Regions from separate parts of the Homo sapiens genome. Here region 1 is linked to region 2. Evidence: chromatin contacts called from ENCODE Hi-C or POLR2A ChIA-PET data. All regions are on one chromosome and are shown on one strand. Each heading gives the region's core, a stretch centred on a gene start or an enhancer-like site at or near the end of the contact. The rest is flanking DNA. Distances are from core to core; before and after follow the strand shown.

Region 1 (3,576 bases), core at 805-3,304, 590 kb before region 2:
GGGCAGATCCAACACTGGGTGGAGTCAACTAAGCAAAATATTCATATTCCAAAGCTTCCATATAATTCCTTATTCAGACAACATTGTATATTGTTACTTGGCTCAGCAATTGAATGTTGACCTCGTTCTTACGAGACAGGGAGGATAAGGACTGCAATTCAAAATAGCCAGATTTGGAATTAGCACTCACAACCCTAGACCATATTTCTCATTCCTTTAGCCTTACTCCGTAACCATGTTCCTAACCACATTTCACACTTAAAGTTCACCTTTTTAAATAGAAATTGATTTTCTACTTCCACTGTCCCAGAAAGCATTGCCTAAGAGCCAAAAATCCAAGGTTCTTGTCCCATCTATTCCATTAACTAACATGAAGCAAAAAACGAGCCTCCTGTCTCTGGGTGAAACTGCTACATGGAATGGGTGCTTCTGGGTTTGAAGTTCCACAGATCCAGTAGGGATTTTGCTGATTGGAGGACGGCACAGTACTCTCCAGTGCATCTCCAAGCCTGACTTCCTGACCTCTTTTATACAATCTCTGGGCAAAACTACCAGTCGCTGTTATTTTCCTCTCTGCGGTAAACATGGAGCTCAAGAATGGATAGAAAGACCTTATTGTATTGCTCTACCTGGTAAATAAATATCATGTTGAATTTGCATGGCAGCTTTCTGATTATTTTCATGTCTCCGATAAGCATCAAGTCTGTCATAGGTACAGTATAAAAATGCCTGAGATTGCCTAACACCGATACTGTGGCAGGAAGAGAGGAGAAGAGCTGTACTGGGGAAAATGAGGAGTACTTGTAATCCTCTCTCGGGGCAGTGAGAGGGCCTGGGAAGAAAAGATCGAGCTGTTCCGTGTTGGGGTTAATGTTGGCTTGAAATGAAACTTCAGGGCAAAATGAAGCAGAGCAAAGAGCAGCGCCCACAAACCAACCTTAAATATCACAGCGGCGGAACATTTACCTGAAAGAAAAGTGACACTTGGCATTAAAAGTTCAATTATCACGTTCAGTGCAGAGCCTTGTTCTAGTCTGGAGCTGCCGGGTGTCACATGGTGCGTGATAACTTGCCCTTGATTTGGGTTCATTTGAAGAGCGTAGAACTCTAACAAATAAACAGCCTTTTGGGACCTGTCCCCGGACGAGGACTGCCCCCCTCCCTCGGGCAACTACTACTGATGCTGTCCAGGCATCGCCCAAGGGGAAAGGTTGCAGCGGGGTCGGAAGGCGCGGGAGGAGTCTGGCGGTGATTGATGGGAAGGGATGAATGAATAAAAGTACTTGTCTGATGGCAGCAGAGACCCCGAGCAAACGGTGGAGGCTACACTGTCTGGCATTCTCGCAGCGTTTCGTCAGAGCCGGACCCGCCTGCAGCTCAAGGGAGGCGTGCTCCTCTCCCAGAGCAGGCTGGAACCCAGCTGGGTTCCGCCTCCCGGGAAGGTGGTCTCCATTCGTCGCTCTGCATCTGGTTTGTCAGATCCGAGAGGTAAACATTCGGGCTTGGTGTTGAATTAAAATCATTGATTGAACCTTATTCTGGGGCTTCGGTTTGGCTTACTAGTTTGGGATTTTAAAAAAATAAAAATTAAGCCTATAGAGAGGGCAAATTAAAATTAGGTTGGGTAAAGGAAGGAGCGCGAGTGTTTGAAGCCGTTTGGAGGGAACAGCGGTTTCCAAGTTCCTGCTGACTTGAGAAGTCTCTGCGGGTTTCCGAATCTCCGGCGCACTCCTGGGCGCGCTGCGGGAGCTGTAGCTCAGCCAGCCAGGGAGTAGCGGCTTTCATCCGCCGGGAGGAGTCTTTCGAGTTCAATCGCGGGGTATAGAGGTTCCCCTGCGGGGCAAAATGCAGAGCTTGACACAAGCCCTTGGCCTCTAGGTGCCTTAATTCCGCGGTTCCCACGCACGCTTAACTAAGACGTGTCTGTATTCCTCCCGTTACGTGAAAGAGTTCGGAGCTTTGCCTGGGACCCCCATCATTCCCTCCCTGGCACACCCCTTCCAGAACGCCCCGCCCCACTGCATATTATTTACCCCTCCTGGCCACGCGGGGGAAGAAAAACAGCTGAGAGGGCATCAGGAAGGAGTTTCGACCCGCGCTGGCGAGTCATGAGCGCCAAGTTTCCCACTGGCGCGCAAACTTGAGTTACTTTTGAGCGTGGATACTGGCGAAGAGGCTGCGGGCGGTATTAGCGTTTGCAGCGACTTGGCTCGGGCAGCTGACCCAAGTGTCCTGTCTTCCTTCCTCTGCTTGTCTCTAGGCTCTGAAACTGCGGAGCGGCCACCGGACGCCTTCTGGAGCAGGTAGCAGCATGCAGCCGCCTCCAAGTCTGTGCGGACGCGCCCTGGTTGCGCTGGTTCTTGCCTGCGGCCTGTCGCGGATCTGGGGAGAGGAGAGAGGCTTCCCGCCTGACAGGGCCACTCCGCTTTTGCAAACCGCAGAGATAATGACGCCACCCACTAAGACCTTATGGCCCAAGGGTTCCAACGCCAGTCTGGCGCGGTCGTTGGCACCTGCGGAGGTGCCTAAAGGAGACAGGACGGCAGGATCTCCGCCACGCACCATCTCCCCTCCCCCGTGCCAAGGACCCATCGAGATCAAGGAGACTTTCAAATACATCAACACGGTTGTGTCCTGCCTTGTGTTCGTGCTGGGGATCATCGGGAACTCCACACTTCTGAGAATTATCTACAAGAACAAGTGCATGCGAAACGGTCCCAATATCTTGATCGCCAGCTTGGCTCTGGGAGACCTGCTGCACATCGTCATTGACATCCCTATCAATGTCTACAAGGTAAAGGGCGCCTGCTGAAATCATGGTGGGCTTGAGGAAGGGGGCCTGGTTGGAGACGGGGAGATGAGAAAGCTTGTAGAGGGAGCTTCCCTTTAGCTCCCTCTTAAGGTTCTGCCCCTCCTAAAAGTCAGTAATCTTTGGAACCAAATTCCATTTGGTTCTGTCCACTCATAAAAGTCAGTAACCATTGGAATAAAATTCCATTCAGGTCTTCAGTAGACCTCTGCTAAGCTTAGGACAAGCGTAGTCCCCAGTCTAGCAATGTTAGTATCACTTTGGGAACTTGGTGCACATGAAGATTTTTCTGGCCTCACCCCAGACCTACTGAATCAGAAACTCTGGAGTGGAGCACAGTAATTTGTATTTTAACAAGCCCTTTATGTGATTATGATGAACTGTAAAGTTTGAGAACCACTAGTCCTGAAGGATCTAGTCCCTAAGTGCACCTAATGGGGTACATCCTCTAGTCAAAAGTGTGTGGTCCATGGACAGTCAGCATCAATATTACCTGAGAGTTTGTTAGGAATGCAAGGCTACCTCAGACTTACTAAGTTAGAATCTGCATCTTAAGATCTTCATGTGATTGATATGCCCACTAACTTTGGGAAGGACTGTTTTGGAAGACTTTGAAAGTAGCAGGTACAAAGTAGGTATTTAGGAAATAAATGGCCTGGAAAAAAGAGATCCAGACTGGTGAGTAGGAAAAACACAGTTCACCTGCTGTGACGGACTGTAGCTACTTTGTATTAAATATCTACAGTGGGCCAAGGACTGGGTGAGAT
Region 2 (4,079 bases), core at 477-2,976:
AAAACAAACAAACAACAACAAAGAAAATGGTTTCTATCCAAAAGACAGGCAATAACAAATGTTGGCGAGGATGTGGAGAAAAGGGAACACTTGAACACTGTTGGTGGGAATGTAAATAAGTACAACCACTATTAAGAACAGTTTGGAGGTTCCTCAAAAAACTTAAAATTGAGCTACCATATGACCCAGCAATCCCACTGCTGGGTATATACCCAAAGGAAAGAAAATCAGTATATAGAAGAGATGTCTGCGCTCCTGTTTGTTGCAGCACTGTTTACAATGGCCAAGATTTGGAAGCAAACTTATTGATGTAAGTGTCCATCACCCTATAAAGGGATAAAGAAAACGTGGTACACACATACACAATGGAGTACTATTCAACCATAAAAAGAATGAGATCCAGTCATTTACAATAGCATGGACTGAACTACAGATCATTATGTTAAGTGAAATAAGCCAGACACAGAAAGACAAACATCACATGTTCTCACTCGCTTGTGGGATCTAAAAATCAAAACAATTGAACTTATGGACATAGAGAGTAGGATGGTTACCAGAAGCTGGGAAGAGTCATGAGGAGTTTGGGGAGGGGAGATGGGGATGGTTAATGGGTACAAAAAAAAAAAATCAGAAAGAATGAATAAGACCTACTATTTGATAGCATAATAGGGTGACTATAGTCAATAATAACTTAATTGTGTATTTTAAAATAACTGAAAGAATGTAACTGGATTGTTTGTAACTCAAAAGATAAATGCTTGAGGGGATGGATACCTTATTCTCCATCATGTGCTTATTTCACATTGCATGCCTGTATCAAAATATCTCATGCATCCTATAAATATATACACCTTCTATGTACCCACAAAAAAATTTTAAAGTAATAACAAAATTTAAAAAAGATTAATCTAATAACTTATAAACTATACTAAAGTTTTCAAGGTTGAAATGCTATAGTTTTAAACTTTCTGTTTTTAGGACAATTATACTTTATATAACTTTCTACATCAGTTGTGAAAACATCCTCTAGGCTAAATGCATCACAACAATGAGATTTTGAAAGAATGTGATTTGCATTCAGATATATAGTATTGAATTCACATACTTAAAAAACATATACTAATATATTTTAGGATAATTTTTCACGGATGAAAATGTCAATATATGTCAATATATAACTTAGGATCCCTGGAACCTAAATTTTTGGATGTGGGAAAACTTGGACATATAATTTACATCTTTTAAAACTACCATGAATAAAAAAGAAAAACATTAACTCATCATGCTTACAAGTTACTGAATATCCCAAGGCCCTAAAAATATAGTTGTTTAAAGCATGAGGTTAAGATAGCCAGGGGATGCAATATGTAATTTATGTTTAAAATAATTTCGATAGCCATGTTGAATTTTTCCCTTCAGCTTGGAGTACTAAATATATTCTATGAAATATACTTTATTTTAAAGTGCAATATATTTGTCAAGAATGCACTATCTTATTACCCTTAAAAAGAGAAGGTCACTGAAGAGTAAAGCATGTCTTCACTCTTCAAGCCTAAGCTTTTTCTTTTTTTTTTCCCAAATTGTTCTCAGCTACCAATTTTGTTTTTAAATTCCCCAATACATTGTTGTACAAATCCAGGAAACAAACGCAGACTTTACCACAGCATTTTCAGCAGTCTCGATGTACCTAATAATATACATACTTCCTGTGTTTGTAGTCTTGTAGCTTTAGTACAATATTAACCCTTTAAATGAAACAACACTAATCTGTCCTCTTATATACACGTTATGGTTCCTGCCCTGTTATTTACTACATCAGCACGGGTAGCTTCCTTTAAAAACAAAATCGTTAAAGATGAGAGTAGGAAAAATGTAAATGTGATAAGAGTTCAAAAAACTGTGGTCCAGGTTTGCAATGTTAAGTGGAAAAGAACGACTAAATCTGTGATCACAAGGGGAAAGATGAAGCCATAGTCTTATTACATGGGCACAGGACAGAGAGATCTCTTTTGCGAAATGAGCATACCAACCACAAAGAATAAAACATACTACGCCCGTAATAAAATGGGCACAGGCAGGATTTGCCGTAGTTCAATGCTATTCTTTGAGGGCGAATGTGTCGTGGGTGAACTGCTGTCTAGCCCATTCCGACACCCAAGCCGCCCAGGCGGCCCCCACGCCCCCCGGCTGCAGCCCTCCCTGTACACACAAATGCACACACGCCCAGCCCGGCCGCTGGAGGAACTAAGATGGCAGCGCAGAAAGCACGGGGGCCGAGCTCGGTGGGGTGGGGAAAGAAAAGCAAAGCCCTCTGTGTTTTTTCATTCTGTATAGGTCCCCCTCTTTCCCCAAACACAAGGGCTGCGTAAGGCATTCGGTAGTAGAGCTCGCAGGAGCGGCGGGAGGGGACGCTTGCTTTGCATACTGCCAGAAACCCACGTCTCCGATCTGCAGCGACGGTTCAGGCGACCCTCGCGACTTGTGACCACACTCTCCTTCACGTCCCCTTGACAGTAGAAGTAAGGGTGACTCCAAATGCCTTTTTCTTTCTGGCATGCGCCCCACTCCCCCGCCATCCCAGGGGAGCCTTCCAAGTTGCCCAGCTGCCAAGGCGGTAGCTGTGGCAGTTGCAGGGACCGGGGAGCGCGCCGTGCGGAGGCAGGAAGAGGAGGAGGAGGAGAAAAAACGCTGCACTGGCTATCAATTTTGAGGAGAGCGACCGCTGCCGCTGCCGTGGAAGGAAACGCTGCCAACCGCAACAGAAATGCCACTCTCGGATACCTAAGTGAGCATGTGTGCGACTCTGCGCACGCCTAGTTGCGCAGCTCAATGACATCGGGCTTCTTAGCAAGTTATCCAGTTTCCGGGTTTTGAGTGTACCCATCAGGCTCCGTAGGGGCCTGTCTGGGACTGAACAGCAGTAAAGATTGAAGCGAAATTAATGAATGGTGGGAAGAGCCCGGAGACCAGGGCAGCCACGCGGGTCAATGTCCACTAGAAACTCTAAATGGGCAGTGACTGCACATTCCACCACCTGAGCCTGCGCTGTAAATGTTTTCTGTGCAAGCAACATTCATTCATTCAGCCAACATCTATTTCCCTCCTGTTCAGGGCTAGACCCTGTGCTAGGAGCCTGTGATGGTTGAACAGACACCATTGCTACCCTACGGAAAACCTAGTGTTTTGTTTAGTATGTGCTACCATTTGTGAAAATTCATGTGCCAAGTTGGACATCCTAGATCCTTTAAGTCCTCCCTCAATCTCATGTAGTGGGTATTCTTTTGAGCATTATTCAGAGGAGATAATTTGCCCAAAGCCAGACAAGTATTAAGTAGCAGAGTCAGGATCCAATTCCAGGGCTGTCTGATTTCAGAGCCTTTTAGCTACCCTGCTAGGTCTTGCAATAGTAATGGGCCCTCTCATTGCTTACCTGTCAGGCCTTAGAATTCTTAGAATTTAGCTGCCTCTACACCATTGTCTTGGTTCTCACTCCAGGGTTAGGGGCTGCCTGGTCAACACTGAGGTCTTTAACTGTGCTGAAGCATTAGGATAGAAATTTAGTCTAATAAATACTTACTGGATACCTACTACATGCAAAGTCCTGAAGTGGCTGAAGGAGACACAAAAGCAGCAAGCTCTGAAGGAACTTAGGTAAGGAAACAAGACAAATACAAAAACTTAACAGGGCTAATTACAGTACTAAAATACTATGATTCCACATGTCTTGTCCTTTGTTCCTATGTTTATCCCACTGCTAATTATCTTTAAAAAAACTAAATGAAATCCATCCATTATTTAAAGCTTCAGAAAAAAATGCATTGCTTTCAGCAACCTTCCACCCTAAAACTAGAATTAATTTACTTTCCTATTCCTTGTTGTTTGCACTTCTCAAACACTAAGGAGGATTTTTTAACATTTATTTTATTTTTTTTTAAGAGAAGGCCATCCGAAGAAGAGGCACAGATATAAGAACTAGTACATAGATGAAAGATACAGTACTGGGATGACAGAACTTATAAATTATTTTGTCAGGACTGTAAATTAGGAAACTCTTCAAATTGAGAGTCAAAGGATAAAAC

What was found. A loop is a pair of places that touch in the nucleus more often than their neighbours do. ChIA-PET counts read pairs that join two places held with the same protein, here RNA polymerase II (POLR2A). Pooled maps may share reads with other maps.
Region 1: a pooled map shows a loop between it and region 2 (3-fold over the local background). The contact joins the promoter of EDNRB here to the enhancer-like site in region 2. A Hi-C loop is called at or near these places in 1 of 37 single-sample maps with no recorded cell type and 2 of 50 pooled maps. POLR2A ChIA-PET finds 5 or more read pairs at or near these places in 2 of 52 experiments (WTC11 and activated CD4-positive, alpha-beta T cell).

Annotation. Positions count from the first base shown.
Region 1 is chr13:77,917,309-77,920,884 of GRCh38, reverse strand. It overlaps EDNRB (endothelin receptor type B), which reads left to right and starts at 2,054. Exons shown (of 7, transcript NM_001122659.3): 1 at 2,054-2,794. The coding sequence starts at 2,312. RefSeq lists a cis regulatory region at 1,688-1,697 and promoters at 1,949-2,063, 1,053-2,125.
Region 2 is chr13:77,328,023-77,332,101 of GRCh38, reverse strand. It overlaps LOC107984564 (a long non-coding RNA gene), which reads right to left. Exons shown (of 2, transcript XR_001749930.2): 2 at 3,904-4,079. Among named protein-coding and RNA genes, the nearest start is that of MYCBP2, 3.0 kb to the right of the region's middle. RefSeq lists an enhancer at 2,428-2,507. Within about 2 kb of position 1,726, at least 4 of the 41 ENCODE cell types and tissues checked have a DNase peak (open chromatin) inside an H3K27ac peak, as active enhancers do.